2 separate regions of the Homo sapiens genome follow, and region 1 is linked to region 2. The links are chromatin loops, found by intact Hi-C in ENCODE. Cell type or tissue: prostate gland. All regions are shown on one strand. Each heading gives the region's core, and the rest is flanking DNA. Links, peaks and the distances in the headings are about the cores only.

Region 1 (8,338 bases), core at 187-8,186, 180 kb before region 2:
TTTGGATTTATCCATACAGCTACCATTTTCATTACTATACATTCCTTTCTACATCAGTATTGTTTAAACACTCCTTAGGTGAGTCTATTGTATCTCTAAAGGGTTGGCCTGCCCCGGCCCAGCTCCCCCTGCCTGCCAGTATCTCCTTCCCATAAACCCTGGAGAACACCTAACCTTGTGAGGCCAAGCCTTTCAATGGCTCCCACTGCCTGCCAGACGGGATTTATAAACTTTCCTGGGATTTATAAACCCATTCCTTAACTGCTTCTGAAACCTGGCCCTTACCGGAGCCCCACTCCTTGCTGGTACTCTGATGGTGCTCAGCTACCTTCCAGTGCACACAACATGCTGTGCCTTGTACTAGGAATGCCTCCTTCTTTCATACTCTGGATAAACTGCTCCAGTCCTTCAGGACCAGTCACTTCTTTGGACGGCTCCTTGTGATCTGTGAGAGGCAGACACCCTTTTGAGAGTGCCCTGCTCCAAACCTACTTGGTTGTCCAGCCTGCTCCGGCTGCTCCATGATGCATGGATGACCTGAGTCATGTGTGTGTCCCCATTTCCTGGCCCAATAGGAACACGGGGCTTACACTGAGTTCATCCACAATATAGTGATAATAATCCCTGTAATGCTTTTTCCTTGTGTTGCTTTGAAGTTCAAATCCTAGTCTATGTGAAAGGGCTTTAAAAGTCGGAGGGAGTACGTACCAGGATTAACGGCTGTTAGTTAGAGACAACTGTTTCATAAGCTTAATGGGAAAAATTTTTAACAAAACATGACTAGCTTTATTTTATTCCCAGGAGATTATGCCTCAGTGGATAATTCATTTTCTAATCTTGTGCCTGATGATAAATTAGCTTTGTAAGAAGAAGTCATTAAAAAATTTTTTCTTTGTTGTTCAACTCTTTTAAAATAAAATCTTACATGGAACCCAAATATATGAAATGAATTAAAAATTCACATTGCGGCTGAAGCAGGAGTGAGGCTTTCTCACAGCAGTCATCAGCAGTACAAAACGACCGCCCTGCTGTTAAGTCTAGAGAGTCTCAGGCAGGTTTATTACGTTCTTTTCAACCAGAAACTTGAATAACTGTTTACCATTCCAACAACCTATCTCACACTTCAAAGTACGTTCTTCAGAGTTAAGGAGAGCTGCTTTATAAACAGTATGGTCAAATATAGCCACATATGTAACAAACACTCCCGCAGTGTCATCGAGCCCATCTGTGAACAGTCTGCTCAGCTGGCACTAAGTACCGTGATGCTGGCCTGGCTCTGTACCTCAGGTCACCTACCCTCCAGGACTCCCTGCCTACCAGAACCTGGGTGTCACTGATCTTGCGAAGAAACTTCTGAGCTTGTTCTATGACATGTATAATTTAATTTACTGAAGTTTTAAAAGACTGAGAGACATCTGTGAATTTCAAATGCAAAAATAAAATTTAAAGTATACAGATAAATTGTGCTATGCAAGGTTTTATTTACAACTTAGATGACTCTATGATTGCTCAGAATCTGACACAGACTAATAAGTTTCATTGTCTGAAAATACTCATAAAATACCTCATCTCCAAAATAATTCAAATACATAATTAAATGAACGTTTTTAAAATGAGAGTTTTCAGAAAGGAAAATTAAACACATTTTAGTAAATATATGTTTTATTTGTCAAGAGTAAATGTCAGTTTTATTTAGAATATTCAAGTACAAAAAATGAAAATGTATATATCTATGACTGTTAAGAAATGTTAGAAATCATTAAAATGTTCTGAGAATACCAGTAAGGCACTGAATGCAAATACCACCTGAAATATGAATTATGTGCATTTTTATATCTTTAATATTCAGATGTTCATAGTTATTTTCTTAAAAAGTATTTTTAATAAAATGATTCAACCTTATTATTTTTACCCTGGAAGACAGAGTTTAAACAAGTATGTAATGAAAAGTTTTCCTAATGAAAGCTGTGATACACTCATGCTCAAAGGTACTTTATCCTTAGGAAAAAATAGCTTATATATCTGGATGTTTTAACTTTTAAAGATATTTTGTTTCACCACAGTAATACGTCAGCCATAATAAGGCATAATAAAGCATGAAGTCATCATATTAAATAATCTGACACAAAAGCTTAAGATCATATCACCAATTGGGTAATTGTATAAAAAATTTTTAAGTTCTATAAAACTATTAAGAGGTTAGAGTTTTAGCTCCATAATACATCCCAAAACATATTCCCCAAAATTTTTAGCATATATAAAAAAGGTTCATCTTGGAATATAAATGTAATCAGATAGCCACGATATTAATGGGTTCTGTATTTTCAGTGGCACTGACTTCGCTCTTTGGTATAATGCACTGCAGTGACAATAGCTTGGTAGCAAGAGAAAAGATTTAGATTCATCACAGAACAGCAACTTAAACATTTCTAACAACAGTGAATATATATGAATATATAGGTACAAGCTGAGTATCCCTTATCCAAAATGCTAGGGACCAGAAGTGTTTTGGATTTCAGGTTTGGAATATCTGCATATACACAACGGGACCCGACTCTAATTACATAATTCATGTTTCACATCCACCTTATACATATAGCCTGAAAGTAATTTATACAAAAATTTTGTGCAAGAAACAAAATCTGTTTAAACTGAACCATCAGAAAGCAAAGGTGTCGGGTGGGGAATTTTCCACTTGTGGGGTCAAGTCAGTGCTCAAAAAGATTCAGATTTTGAAGCTTCTGGATTTCAGATTTTTGAATTAGAGATGCTCAACTTGTAGTATCATTCACTCTGGCTTATGTATTGACCTTGTACTTGAAAGTACTTTTCCATAAATATCAGTAACTGTGGCTGTTCACCAAATATAGAAGTGATAAAACAAATAACAGCAAAATCAAAGCACACTTCTAGTTTTTTTTTAATAAAGTTTGCTTGTGATGATGACCTTCTGTGCTCTGGAACTTCTGTTTTACAAAAAATTGGAGCTGGAAAGAAAAAGAACCTTTTGATTGGTACAATTTAAAAAAAATTCAAGTAAAAATTAGCAAACATGCATCTAGTATATTATAGGATATCTGGCCATGGGACTTTGAAAAAGAAAAGAAAAAACCAAAAACACCAAACCATATTTTCTTGAAGATAAATTCTTCTAGAGAGCTCTCAAAAAATATGGGCTTGGTCCTGATTTTGCAAACAACAGCAGGGTTCTCAAGTGGAGCAGGGTGATAATTTTTACAAGGTAAATGTAAATTATCTTTCATATAGGGGAAAAAATGGGAAATCTAATTTTAGTAACACTGGGTTAAGATGAAAGGAAAAAAGGTATTAATAAAAGATCCATTAGCTTTAAAATCCAAAGCATGTTGAAAAGCAGTAATAAATTTATAGTTTATCTTTCTAAATTCAATGCTTGAATAAAATACAGCTTTTATACTATTTATTCTTTCAAAAATAATTGCATGCCTACTATGTACCAGACAACTGCTCTAGGCTCTGGGGATGGCTATATCAATGAACAAGATAAAGATCCATGCCCTTGGAGAGCTTGCATTGAAAGATCATACATGAGAATTCCTTCCTCTTTTCCAAAAAAACAAACAAACAAACAAAAATACCTGTAAAATATATAAGCCAATAAAATCTGCCAAAGTCCTGTGGTTTACTTCTCCATATTTAAAAATTGAAAGCCACCAATGGGCCAAGGTTATGTTTTCCTATTTTAAAGTTGAGTTGCAATATTCTGAAAATGGGTCTGAAATAGATGCAGTGAGAGCATTAAACCAGATGTGTTGCTCTGTGGGGAACATGGGAGCATGCAACGCTGCTAGCACAGAGGTAGCTAGAGTAAACTGAGGCAGAGTCCCCCAAATGAGCATTCTGAATAGAACAAGGCATGATGAATTTCCTCAAGAGCCAAATAGTTAAACCGACAGGGATACTTAAGTGGGAGAAATAAAACAAGGGACACAAAGTACAGAAGGAAATTATCAAAAAGGAAAAATAAACTTATTTTCTAAAACTTGGGTAACTGATTTTAACACATACCCCAAACCTACACGCCTTGCGATTATCATCCACATGCTACTCATGGCTGCCCCCTTGCACTGTGGCCCTCTCTACCTTTCTCTGCGTCTTTACGTCCACCATTGGTTTCACAAGCTCTGACATCAATGCACAGGAGTTCGAATCGACAGCCTGGTTCCCTTATTAAAATAAAAATTCTCACAAAATCAGTATCAGTAGAATTTGTTCTAAAAAACTGAACCTAAGAATTAATTCAATAAAATACTATCTTATGTCTATAATTCCCCAACAAAGGGCACAGCTTTATTTAGACATGAAATTCAAAATAACTCATGGTAGGTCAGCAGCCATTAGCTGTGTACTAGGGCCACGGCTGGGCTATTCAATAAGAGCAGCCATTTTCCCCCAGCTAACTGATCCTTTTCACACTGTGATGTATTTTTATTTTGTTCATTCATTCATTTTGGCAAATACTGAACACATAACATGTGCCAGGTGCTGTTCTGGATGCTGGGGAAACAGCAGTGAACAAGAGGGACAAGGTCTCTCCTCTCCAGGAGCTGACATTTAGTTGGAGAAGGAAGACAAAGCATAAGGAAGCAGAAGTAAGAAGCGCTAGGAAGATCCGACAGGGCAATGTGACAAGTGTGGGCAGGGCTGCCAGGGAGGGTGGCTGGGCCTCTTACTTCTTACGGTCCTTGTCCTTCCTCAGGTTGCTGCCTGTTGCCAGAAAGGACTGGCTGTGAAATATCTCGGAGGTAGCTTTCTTTTTAGAGAAAGCAATTATTTCTTCTTCCAAAAGTCTTCTCTTTTCTTCAAGCTTCATTCTCTCTTCTTGGTGAAGTCTCTTAAGGTGCTCAAATTTGGCCTGTAGCTGGAAACAAAAGTGCAATCCCCACTACTGACACAGCGCGGCAGCAGAGGCACGCTCTCCAGCTCAGCAACACAAAGGCGGACCCCATAGCGCAACACAGAATAACCTACACAGTCAAAATCTTTCTGAAGTCTCAGAAGTTCATAGTTCAAGGAAAAGTTTACATATGGAATTCCCTTGGTAACTTTAATTTAAATGAGTTCCCATGCAAAAATCATAGCTTTATGTACAAAACTATTTTTAAAACATTGTGAACTTTTCCTAGAGTTTTTATTTTCTCGGTGTGTATTTTCCCTACAAAACTTCTTAAAGTCTCTCAAGTCCATGCTCAATAAAAATAAGAGATGCAAAGTATAGAAAGAAATTACCAGAAAGGAAAAAAACAACAACACTATTTTCCAAATAAAATATATGCAGTAAACAGTTATTGAAAACTGTACTAGTAAACATCACTGGAAAGCAAGTGTCAATTGTCAACTATGTCAAGAATGTTAAAACTGTATTCTATTTTTCCATAGTCTTTCAATGTCCTGAGATCTAGGCTTAAAAAAATCCTAAATTCAGAGAAAGCTTTACATATAAAAATACTCATCATAGTAGAATTTACACTATAATAGGAAAAACATTGCCTACATAGCCAATAAAGATAAAGAATAAATTAATGCTAAATACATTTGATGCAGCTGTAGGAGAGCAGAATGTGCAGGACTGTTGAGCTGAGGGCAACTAAGAAGCAGCAGATACAGGAAAGCTCTCTGACCTCCCTTTAGGCGCCTAAAGGCAGGATACAGATGTACAAAGAAAAAAGGTATCCAGCCCCCTTCCCCAACCAGGGAGAACAAAGGTTAACCACCAAAGACAACTTCAGACCCTTTTGGGCCTGGAGACTGGTACCAGACAGCTCTACATTAACTAGCTTTACTGACTAGCCTTCATCTGCCAGCTATGTGCCTTCCTCCAAGTTGCTGCCTCTAGAGACTCCAAGTCCTTTTCCTTTGTCTTGTCATTTCTGTAAAAATTAACTGTTCTTTGTTGAAGATGCTATAGAAGGTAGAATGCAGTCGCCTCTTTGAGAACTACTCATTGACTGTATCACCCCTGTATATGTGAAATATACATGCTAATAAACTTGTTTTTTTTTTTTTTTTTTGGTTAATCTGAAAATAAGGGGTCATTCCAATAAGAACCTATAGGGGTTATTCTTCCCGTATACAACTGTTAAATGAGTTTCAAGAGATTTCTCTTAAGTGAAAAAAGCAGAAGAAAAAATTATTTAAAGAATACAATTCAGCAGTTTTTCACCTCCTTGGGGCTGAAAATCATCTTGATAAACCATATAAAGGGAGCAATGTCACCTTAGATGTCAATTTTGGGGCAGGCCTTTTAATTTATTTTGTTCCACAATTTAAGGAATGCCCTATATGGATCATAGAAGGCATATTTCTCAAAGCTATGAAGGGCATAAAACTCTGGAAACTTACAAATAAAAAGGAAGCTTTAAAACAACTGGGATATACCAAAAGAAAACATCTATCTAACGTTTTTACCATGATGGCTGGCACTGAGTAAGCACTCGATAAATATTAGCCATTGTTAATAACAAAAAATAGGAAACTCAGCTTGCTCCAGCTGCCACCCTGGGTAGTTCTTTCTGTGTCCTGTGCTCTGTTACAGGTGCAAAAGAGAAACCCTTAGCACACATGTGCTGGGGTAACTGTGGGAGCAACGTCTCCCTGAGGATTACTTAGGAGCTATGTCTTTTTCATTTTTATACCCCCAGCACAGCACACAATACTGCTCATAAAAGAATTCTAAAAGATGTAGAAGAACTAGTAATGAGAGGAAATACAGATGAAAGTTATGTGAAGTTCTGCATGCAGTTCAGAGAGACAAGGTCCAAGGAGAATGTAGGTGGACCTGGTTTAATTGTGGCTTACCTCAAAAAAAAAAAAAACTAGGGTCTTAAGCCAGCTCCATAGGAATCAGCTGTGTGCTGTGCCCTCTAACAACACAACCACAGTGTCTAGAATCTACATTTTAAAAGATAACCTTATTTTTGGTCCTCTGATCTGGTTAGGTAAATCTGACATTAACATTTTAGTTCTGGGTAGAAACCTGGCATTCATGCAAACAAAGCAGGACTTGGTGTCTAGAAAAAGACGACATAGCTGGGCGTGATGGCTCATTGAGGTTTACAGGCTCATTGGCTCACGGAGGTTTACACGCATGAGCCACAGCGCCTGGCTATGTTATCTTTTTCTAAGACACCAAGTTGTCTAGAAAGGGGGAGACGTTTGGGAGGCCGAGGTGGGTGGATTGCCTGAGCTCAGGAGTTCAAGACCAGCCTGGGCAACACGGGGAAACCCCGTCTCTACTAAAATACAAAAAATTAACCAGGTGTGGCAGTGTGCGCCTGTAGTCCCAGCTACTCGGGAGGCTGAGACAGGAGAATTGCCTGAAGCCGGGAGGCCGAGGTTGCAGTGAGCCGAGATAGCGCCATTGCACTCCAGCTTGGGCCACAGAGTTAGGCTCCATCTCAAAAAAAAAAAAAAAAAAAAAAAAAAAGACATAATATTTGAGGAAATATTTCACTGAAAATCAGAGACTGAGAGAAGAAACCAGAGAGCTAAACTCTGGTCTAATAAAACTGTTATGTTCCAAATATGGAATAGGTTGTCCTGTGAGCCAGTGACCACCTGATAGGAGAAGTATTCCAAGGGAAACAAGGTTAAAACAGATAATCGATTAAGGCCCTCCTAACATAAGATGCTTTTATTCCAGAGGATGCCTTTTCAGAGAAGCATCAGTTCCTTAGTATTTGCTTATTTAAATGGTTCCTGCTTTTAAAAAAGTTACATGTTAGGTATGTGTGTGTGTTTAAAGGGCACACTCCCCAGATGTCATTCAAATCGGTGGCACAAACAAAGAGTGGCAGTTCTCTGCACACGTGTGCATCGGTGATGTGGGAGAGGAGCAGGAGTGGGACAAAGTCTGGAAAGGAAGCAGCAAGGGCAGGTTTCTATCACATGACTAGAGATAGCTCTCTGGTTACTCAAATGGAGGTTGCATACCTCACATGAATATTAAAATATCTTGAAAGGTCACACAGCACTTTATACATCATTCATGAGGTTGACTAAAAAATTCCAGGAAAACTACAAAGAGGGAAACATTAAACAAGGGGGCAGGGAAGTGTGAATGTGACTGTTATTCACACTGGGTGGCATTTCCAGCTCTGGCTATCAACAACTATTCCATACACATGAAGCATGCATTCATGGTTCCATTATTCACTACGACAGGCAGTTAATTCAAATACATTTTCAAATTCTCAAAAAATTAAAAACAAGGGATCTTTTGTGCTATCAATAGTCACCAATTCTCTTAAGAATATTAAGTCATCAGTATGGTACGATAGTCCCCCCTTTTCCACGGGGG
Region 2 (8,338 bases), core at 46-8,045:
GCAGTGAGCTGAGATCTTACCATTGCATTCCAGCCTGGGCAACAAGAGCAAAACTCCATCTCAAAAAACAAAAACAACAAAACAACAACAACAACAACAAAACAGTTCCTAGGCCAGGCACAGTGGCTCACACCTGTAATCTCAGCATTTTGGGAGTCCAAGGCGGGTAGATCAATTGAGGCCAGGAGTTCAAGACCAGCTTGGCCAACATGGTGAAACCCCATCTCTACTTAAAATACAAAAATTAGCTGGGTGTGGTAGCAGGTGCCTGTAGTCCCAGCTTCTCAGGAGGCTGAGGCAGGAGAATCGCTTGAACCCGGGAGGCAGAGGTTGCAGTGAGCCGAGATCACACCATTGCACTCCAGCCTGGGCAACAGAGTAAAAGTCTGTCTCAAGAAAACAAAAACAAAAACACAAAACCATTTCCATTTGTGATAACATTAAAAGGAATAAATTACCTAAACATAAATTTAACAAAATGAGCAAAACTTATACTTTGAGAACTGCAAAACTGACAGAAATTTAAAAAGATCAAAAAAAGTGGAAAATAATAGGCATTGGCAGGAATGCAGAGAAACTGGAACCCTCACATATTGCTGGTGGAAATGTAAAATGATGCGGCCACTTTGGAAGAGAGTCTGGTGGTTCCTCAAATAATTAAACAGAGTTACAATCTGGCCCAGCACTTCTCTGAAGGTATGAACCCAAGAGACATAAAAGCATATGACCACCTAAAAATTTGTACACAAATGTTTATAGTAGCATTTTCCATAATAACCAACAAGTGGAAATAACCTGTCCATCAACTGATGAATGGATAAAGAAAATGTGGTATATCCATACAATGGCGTATTACTCAGCCATAAAAAGGAATGAAGTACTAATACATGCTACAACATGGATGAACTTAGAAACATTATGTGAAGTGAAAGAAGCCAGTCACAAAAGACCATATATTATAGGATTACATTTATACAAAAGTCCAGAATAGGCAAATCTGTAGAGTAGATTTGTAGTTGCTCAGGGTTGGGAATGGGAGGTAGAGAGATGGATCAAGGTACAGGAGGATGACAGCTAACAAGTACCAGGTTTCTTTTTGAAGTGGTGAAACCATTCCAACATTGACTATGGTGACTGTTGCCACATCAACCCTGTGACTTAAAAACAATTTAATTACGGCCAGGCGCAGTGGCTCACGCCTGTAATCTCAGCACTTTGGGAGGTCGAGGCAGGCAGATCATGAGGTCAGGAGATCAAGACCATCCTGGCCAACATGGTGAGGAGATTGAGACCATCCTGGCCAACATGGTGAAACCCCGTCTCTACTAAAAGTACAAAAATTAGCTTGGCATGGTGGCACATGCCTGTAATCCCAGCTACTCGTGAGGCTGAGGCAGGAGAATTGCTTGAACCAGGGAGTCAGAGGTTGCAGTGAGCTGAGATTGTGCCACTGCATTCCAGCCTGGCAACAGAGTGAGACTCCATCTAAAAAAAAAAAAAAAAAAAAAGAAACAAAAACAAAAAGCAATTTAATTACATGCCTGAGTGGGTAAATTGTGTTGTATGTGAATTATATCTTTTTTTTTTTTTTTTGAGATGGAGTTTTCCTGTTGTTGCCCAGGCTGGAGTGCAATGGCATGATCTGGGCTCACCGCAACCTCCGCCTCCCAGGTTCAAGTGATTCTCCTGCCTCAGCCTCCTGAGTAGCTGGGATTACAGGCATGCACCACCACACCCGGCTAATTTTTTTTGTATTTTTAGTAGAGATGGGGTTTCTTCATGTTGATCAGGCTGGTCTCAAACTCCCAGCCTCAGATGATCCTCCCACCTTGGCCTCCCAAAGTGCTGGGATTACAGGTGTGAGCCACCGCACCTGGCTGTGATATATCTTTTTTTTTTTTTTTTGAGGTGGAATCTTGCTCTGTCGCCAGGCTGGAGTGCAATGGTGGGATCCCCGCTCACTGCAACCTCTGGCTCCCCGGTTCAAGCAATTCTCCTGCCTCAGCCTCCTGAGCAACTGGGACTACAGGTGTGCGCCACTACACCCAGCTTATTTTTGTATTTTTAGTAGAGATGGGGTTTCACCGTGTTGGCCAGGATGGTCTCGATCTCTTGATCTCGTGATCCGCTAGCCTCGGCCTCCCAAAGTACTGGGATGACAGGTGCTAGCCACCACGCCTGGCCCATGAATTATATCTTAATAAAGCCGTTAAAAAAATTGGAAGGACTGGGGAGAGTCCATAGATACCTTAGATCAACAAGGGGTCTGCTTAGAAGGCCTTTTCATAAGCATCGACCAAGATGATTCCTCTGGGCATCATGAATTTCCAGGCTTGGCCACAGTGATGATTATTCTTTAAGCAAAAATTCATTTATTTCTCTTCCTTGACCAACATTTATGTAGATTGAAATTTGATGTCAAGCCTCAAGCTGGGAGTAACAGGAGGAAGTGAGCCTCTGGAAACTGCTGTTCTACCGAGGACTCGTGATCGGCTGCACCTGGCTAGATTCTGGACTATCACTGCCCTTACCAGCCAGCTTCGGCCAGCTAAAGTCAGCTGCTCTTTGTGGTTGACATAAATTTCATTTGACATTTCTACTGACTTCAGAAACTTTTGCCAATAGAACATGTGATGGGGAGACCAGTATGAAATACTGAACCTCCTCCTGCACGCCTCCACGCCCTTGTGTAACCTTCTGATCATTATATATATATACACACACATATATATCAATCTTTATACACACACACATACACTCACACACACACACACATATATATATATACAGTCCCTTCAGTGACACAGCATCACCGTGACAGCCACTATAGCAGCACTTGCAACCTATCAGTGGTTCTTAATTCTGGCTACATCTTAGAATCACCTAAGGAGCTTTAAAAAAAATGGCAACGTGTGGGCTCCATCCCAGACAAATTGAAACCAAATCTCTTTCACAGGTAAGACCTGAGTATCAGAGCCTTTTAAAAGCCCTAGAGGTGATTCTTATGCACCATGTGGGGCTGAGAATCACTGTTACCAGGCAGGCAGTGAGGTAATGCAGTTCCCCTACTGAAGTGCAGGTCTGTAAGAACTTGGTGTGCCAAATGTAAATTCTCAAGGCAGGGATCCAGGCACTAAATAATGCCATCATTGTTTACAGTTCTGATGGGACCTAATCCATCATTTCATCCAATCTCCTTAGTTTTCACATGTGTAAATAACTCCAAAGATGTGAGTTGCCAAGGTTACCTGATTTGCTCTTCTCCCCAGAAGATCTGAGAGCCCCTTCAGGCTGGGACCTCACAGCAGGGCACTGCTTTCTGGCAAAAGCCCTCCCTCTCCTGATTGTCACTGGCCCAGCTTCAGGGGAAGGCGGCCCTTCTAGCACAATGCCAGATGTGGGCACCTTTCTAGCTAGGCCTCTCCTCACCCAGCTCAGCAGCCTTGCTCACCTGAGATGAATGCCTATCAAGTCACAGATGCCACCAAGAGGGCTGGTGCAGCATCACTAAGATCACACAGAATGTGCCGCTGTGATCAGGATGTGAGCTGCCCCAAAACAAGATGGGGCAACTGCATTTCTGGAACTGCCAGAAATATTAATTCATATCATTACTACAAGTTCCTTCTTGAAGACTTCTGAGTAGACACTGGTTAGTATTTACAAGGACATTAAAAACCTCCCTCGGAACACGAACTTTCTTTTGTGTACACGCTGCGGCTTTCTTCCTTTGCACCCTCTCCCAAGGAAGCAAAGCCAGACATGTTTCCTCAGCAGCTAAATGCTGTTATACCAGAAATTCCACACTGCGCCACAGGCTGATGGAACACAGGACGTGTGATTTGTTTCCAAAGTGGCAGACTCATAAAAGCTAAGCCTGTGCAGAAACACGCTGGGCATGCATAAAAAATAATGAGATCAGGGATGCCTCCGCAGGCAGGTATCAGAGCAGAGACAGAATCAGAATTGCTGTGCTGGAATTCGCTCAGAAGGTGCCTTTTACTAGTCCATTTAAGGCCCAAAGATAAAAAAAACAGCATTGATCTCCAAGGCCGCACAGCTAGAGGCAGAAGCAGGATGAGGCCATCAGAAAGGGTGGTGGCTGTTTCGGTCTTCCAATTCAGTGTTTTCCTCACAAATATCAATCCACCGCTTTTTAACTTTCCCATTTCTTTCAGTATTTTATTTTATATATGAATATGTTACCCTCAGCCCTAGGTGCTGGAGGCCCGCTAGTGTCTGCCAGTCAGAGGGAACACCATAGCCCCATGGGTGCAGCTGGCAAGGTGGCCCTACAACGAGGGGTCTCCTGAGCGAGCAGCCACCTTGCCCCAATTCCCACCAGCCTGCCCGTGGGCCACGCCTCTCTAGGTGGGCTCTGGGTGGTCTCCACGGAGCCCACTTGTCCTCAAGAATCCTGTGCAGCCAGCTGGCTCATTTAGGGATTTAGGCAACACATTTGCTTCAGTGGGAACACAAGGAAGTCCTATTTTCAAAGTCAAATAGCCTACAGAGCTTTAGTGAGGCATGTGTGTGTGTATGTGGAGTGGGGTGGAGAGGAGGATGGCAGGCTAAGAGGCCATCCAGGTTAAAATCGATTTTAGAGTTGGCTGAGCTGAGAAGGTTGCAACCATCCTGTCAGCACCAGGTCCTGGGGCCCTGCGGACTTGTTTGTCGGCATCCTGGAGCATAGCCCAGAGAACTTGTTGAAGAGCATCTTGATGCTGCTTGCAGGACACCTCCCCTTTCATAGAGGAGTTAATCTACACTAAGACCTGCTGGCCACAGGCCAGACACGGAAAGAGGCAGAGCCTGGCACTGCTCCGGCTCAGTGTGAACATGCTCATAGCTGGAAGGGAGGGTTCATAGCCCACAGCTCTCTAGTGTTTGTCAAACCCTCTCCCATCTCTGTACTGTTCCCAAGGATAGCACATTCCCCATTGGTCCTTCTCTTTTGTTTCAATTTTTATTTCAAGATCCAAGTTACATGTGCAGGATGTGCAGGTTTGTTACATAGATAAACGTGTGCCATGGTGGTTTGCTGCAGAGATCAACCCATCACCTAGGTGTTAAGCCCAGCATCCATTAGCCATTCTTCTGATGCTCTCCCTTCCCTCACCCTCCCCACGACAGGCCTCAATGTGTGTTGTTCCCCACCATGTGTCCTTCTGTTTTCATTGTTCAGCTCCCACTTATAAGTGAGAACATGTGTTTTGTTTTCTGTTCCTGCATTAGTTTGCTGAAGATAATGGCTTCCAAATCCATCTATGTCCCTGCAAAGGACATGATCTTGTTCCTTTTTATGGCTGCATAGTACTCCATGGTGTATATGTACCACATTTTCTATCATTGATGGGTATTTGGGTTGATTCCATGTCTTTGCTATTGTGAATAGTGCTGTAGTGAACATACAGTCATGTATCTTTATAATGGAATGATTTATATTCCATTGCGTCTATACCCAGTAATGGGATTGCTGGTTCATACGGTATTTCTGCTTCTAGATCTTTGAGGAATCATCACACTGTCTTCTCCAATGTTTGAATTAATTTACACTCCCACTAACAGTTTAAAAGTGTTCTTTCTCCACAACCTCACCAGCATCTGTTGTTATTATTGGCATTCTTTTTTTTCTTTTTCTACTTTTTTGAGACAGAATCTCACTCTGTCACCCAGGCTGGAGTGCAGTGGTATGATCTTGGCTCACTGCAATCTCTGCCTCCTGGGTTCAAGCTGTTCTACTGCCTCAGCCTCCTGAGTGGCTGGGACTACAGGTGTGTGCCACACGCCCGGCTAATTTTTGTGTTTTTAGTAGAGACGTTTCACCCTATGTTGGCCAGGCTGGTCTCAAACTCCTGACCTCAAGTGATCCACCAGCTTTGGCCCCCCAAAGTGCTGGGATTACAGGTATGAGCTACCACACCTGGCCAATAATTGCCATTCTGACTGGAATAAGATGGTATCTCATTGTGGTTTCAATTTACATTTCTATAATGATCAGTGATGTTGAGCTTTTTTTCATATATTTGTTGGCTGCATGAATGTCTTCTTTTGAGAAGTATCTGTTTATATCCTTTGCCTACTTTTTAATGGGGTTTTTTTTCCTGTAAATTTGTTTAAGTTCCCTGTAGACTCTGGACATTAGACCTTTGTCAGATGGATAGACTGCAAAACTTTTCTCCCATTCTGTATAGGTTGTCTGTTCACTCTGCTAATAGTTTCTTTTACTGTGTAGAAGCTCTTTAGTTTAATTAGATCCCATTTGTCAATTTTTGCTTTTGTTGCAATTGCTTTTGGCGTTTTCATTATGAAATCTTTGCCCATGCCTATGCCCTGAATGGTATTGCCTAGATTTTCTTCTAGCATTTTTATAGTTTTGGGTTTTACATTTAAGTCTTTAATCCATCTTGTGTTAATTTTTGTGTAAGGTGTAACAAAGGGGCCCAGTTTCAATTTTCTGCTTATGGCTAGCTGGTTTTCCCAGCACCATTTATTAACTAGGGAATCCTTCCCCCATTGCTTGTTTTTGTCAGGTTTGTCAAAGATCAGATGGTTGTAGGTGTGCAGTCTTATTTCTGAGTTCTCTATTTTGTTCCATTGGTCTATGTGTCTGTTTTTGTACCAGCACCATGCTGTTTTGGTTACTATAGCCTTGTAGTATAGTTCGAAGTCAGGTAGCATGATGCCTCCAGCTTTGTTCTTTTTGCTTAGGATTGTCTTGGCTTCTCAGGCTCCTTTTTGGTTCCATATGAATCTTAAAATATATTTTTCTAATTCTGTGAAGAATGTCAATGGTAGTTTAATGGGAATAGCATTGCATCTATAAATTACTTTGGGCAGCATGGCCATTTTCACGATATTGATTTTTCCTACCTATGAGCATGGAATGTTTTTCCATTTGTTTGTGTTCTCTCTGATTTCCTTGAGCAGTGGTTCTTGAAGAGGTCCTTCACCTCCATCAATCCTTCTCTTATTGGACACAGTTATTTCAACATGGAAGGGGGACAGGTAGGTGGTGGGCACACTCCTCAGAACACTGTTGGAGTTGGCTGGGTCTTAGGTGAGTTTTAAAAGCCAAACCCCAAGGGTGCGCCTTGTACCCCACCACTGAGCTTACCCTGGGTCCTGCAGTGAGCTGGCAAGGCACCTGCAGTGAGATAAAACCTTGAAACTCAAATTGCCGGTTTTCTCGCCAGCTTTTGCACCCCTCCTCCCAGAAGCTTCAGGAAGCCAGCCTGCCTCCAGGGAAGTCAGGACTTTGTGGCAGGACTACAAAGATAACAGAAGAGGGAATGTATGGTCTTTACTTCTGAGACTCCAAAAGTAGGGAGGGCACGGAGGTATGCCAGGCCAGGGGCAGTCGGGTCTGGGCACCCTACCCCCAAAGGGGTTCTTGGACTAGGGTAAGCGAAAGCAGTGTTAGGCCTCCCCTTGGGGGAGGTGAGGCAAACCTGAGTCAAACAAGGTGGGAGAACAGGGTGATCAGAGGCTGCTGGCACCTTGGTGGCAGTGCTTACTCACTCATGGGCTCCCTCTGTAACTACTTGCTGAGTGGCCACCGTGTGCCAGGCTGCTCTAGATACTGGGGATTCTGCAGTGACAGAACAGACCAAAGCCCCTGCTCCCCTCAGAACACATCCCAGGTGGGAGGATGACAGTGAACACAGGGGTGACTTCGCCCTCCCCTCCCTCTTGGTTGTTCCTCACTTGCAGGAGGAGGTCCTCCCACCTGAGCCCAGATACCTCTTGGGGCCCAAGTGTACTCCTGGATGCCTGAGAGCTCCACATCCACTCCACAGGGTGAGGGTCTTGATGCCAGAAAGTGGAGGGGGTGGAAGAGAAGGAGCTAGTGCCTGGTCACGATGGCCTGGACAGGGGAGAAACCCATGGTGCTTGGGTATCAATAACCACCTTATCCAAATTGCACTTCACCATGGTGCCATGGACTTTCATTAGTGGGGAGATGAACTCCCTCCCTGTAGGCTGGCATTTCTTGCTGCTCTCATGCCATCCTGGGGCTCTGTGGGAAGTAGTGGTATTTTTAACTGGGACCATGTTCAGGACCTCTATCACCTCATTTTGTCAGTCTTCTTGCTGAGGACTCTCGGGAGAAAAGTCACTGTTACGGTGCCAGAAATGGTACTTTTTCTGAATGCTGCTTTGAGTTTCATATTTTTATACTGCAAGTTACAAAACTGAGGTTGTATCTTTTTTCTTTTTTTTCTTTTTTGAGACGGAGTCTTGCTCTGTCACCCAGGCTGGAGTGCAGTGGTGTGATCTTGGCTCACTGCAACCTCTGCCTCCCGGGTTCAAGTGACTCTCTTGTCTCAGCCTCCTG

What was found. Hi-C counts contacts between places; a loop is a spot of excess contacts. Peaks named below come from ENCODE experiments on the same cell type or tissue, not always from the same donor. Only the 100,000 strongest peaks of a DNase experiment are listed, where the experiment ranks them.
Region 1: a loop joins it to region 2, with 6 times the contacts of the local background. A loop is called at or near these places in 89 of 110 quality-filtered maps.

Annotation. Positions count from the first base shown.
Region 1 is chr2:109,541,338-109,549,675 of GRCh38, forward strand. It overlaps SEPTIN10 (septin 10), which reads right to left. Exons shown (of 11, transcript NM_144710.5): 10 at 4,713-4,900; 11 at 1,462-2,987. The coding sequence ends at 2,972. It also overlaps a transcript of RANBP2 not described here. Among named protein-coding and RNA genes, the nearest start is that of SEPTIN10, 68 kb to the right of the region's middle. In prostate gland, for the core only: CTCF peaks have their summits at 4,945 and 6,077; DNase peaks (open chromatin) are centred at 4,944 and 7,114; H3K27ac peaks cover 1,455 bases.
Region 2 is chr2:109,717,521-109,725,858 of GRCh38, forward strand. LOC107985774 (a long non-coding RNA gene) reads left to right here and starts at 1,991. Exons shown (of 2, transcript XR_001739114.1): 1 at 1,991-2,029; 2 at 2,405-2,596. It also overlaps a transcript of RANBP2 not described here. In prostate gland, for the core only: no CTCF peak of the experiment used is centred there; DNase peaks (open chromatin) are centred at 2,551, 3,111, 3,791 and 4,761; H3K27ac peaks cover 3,417 bases.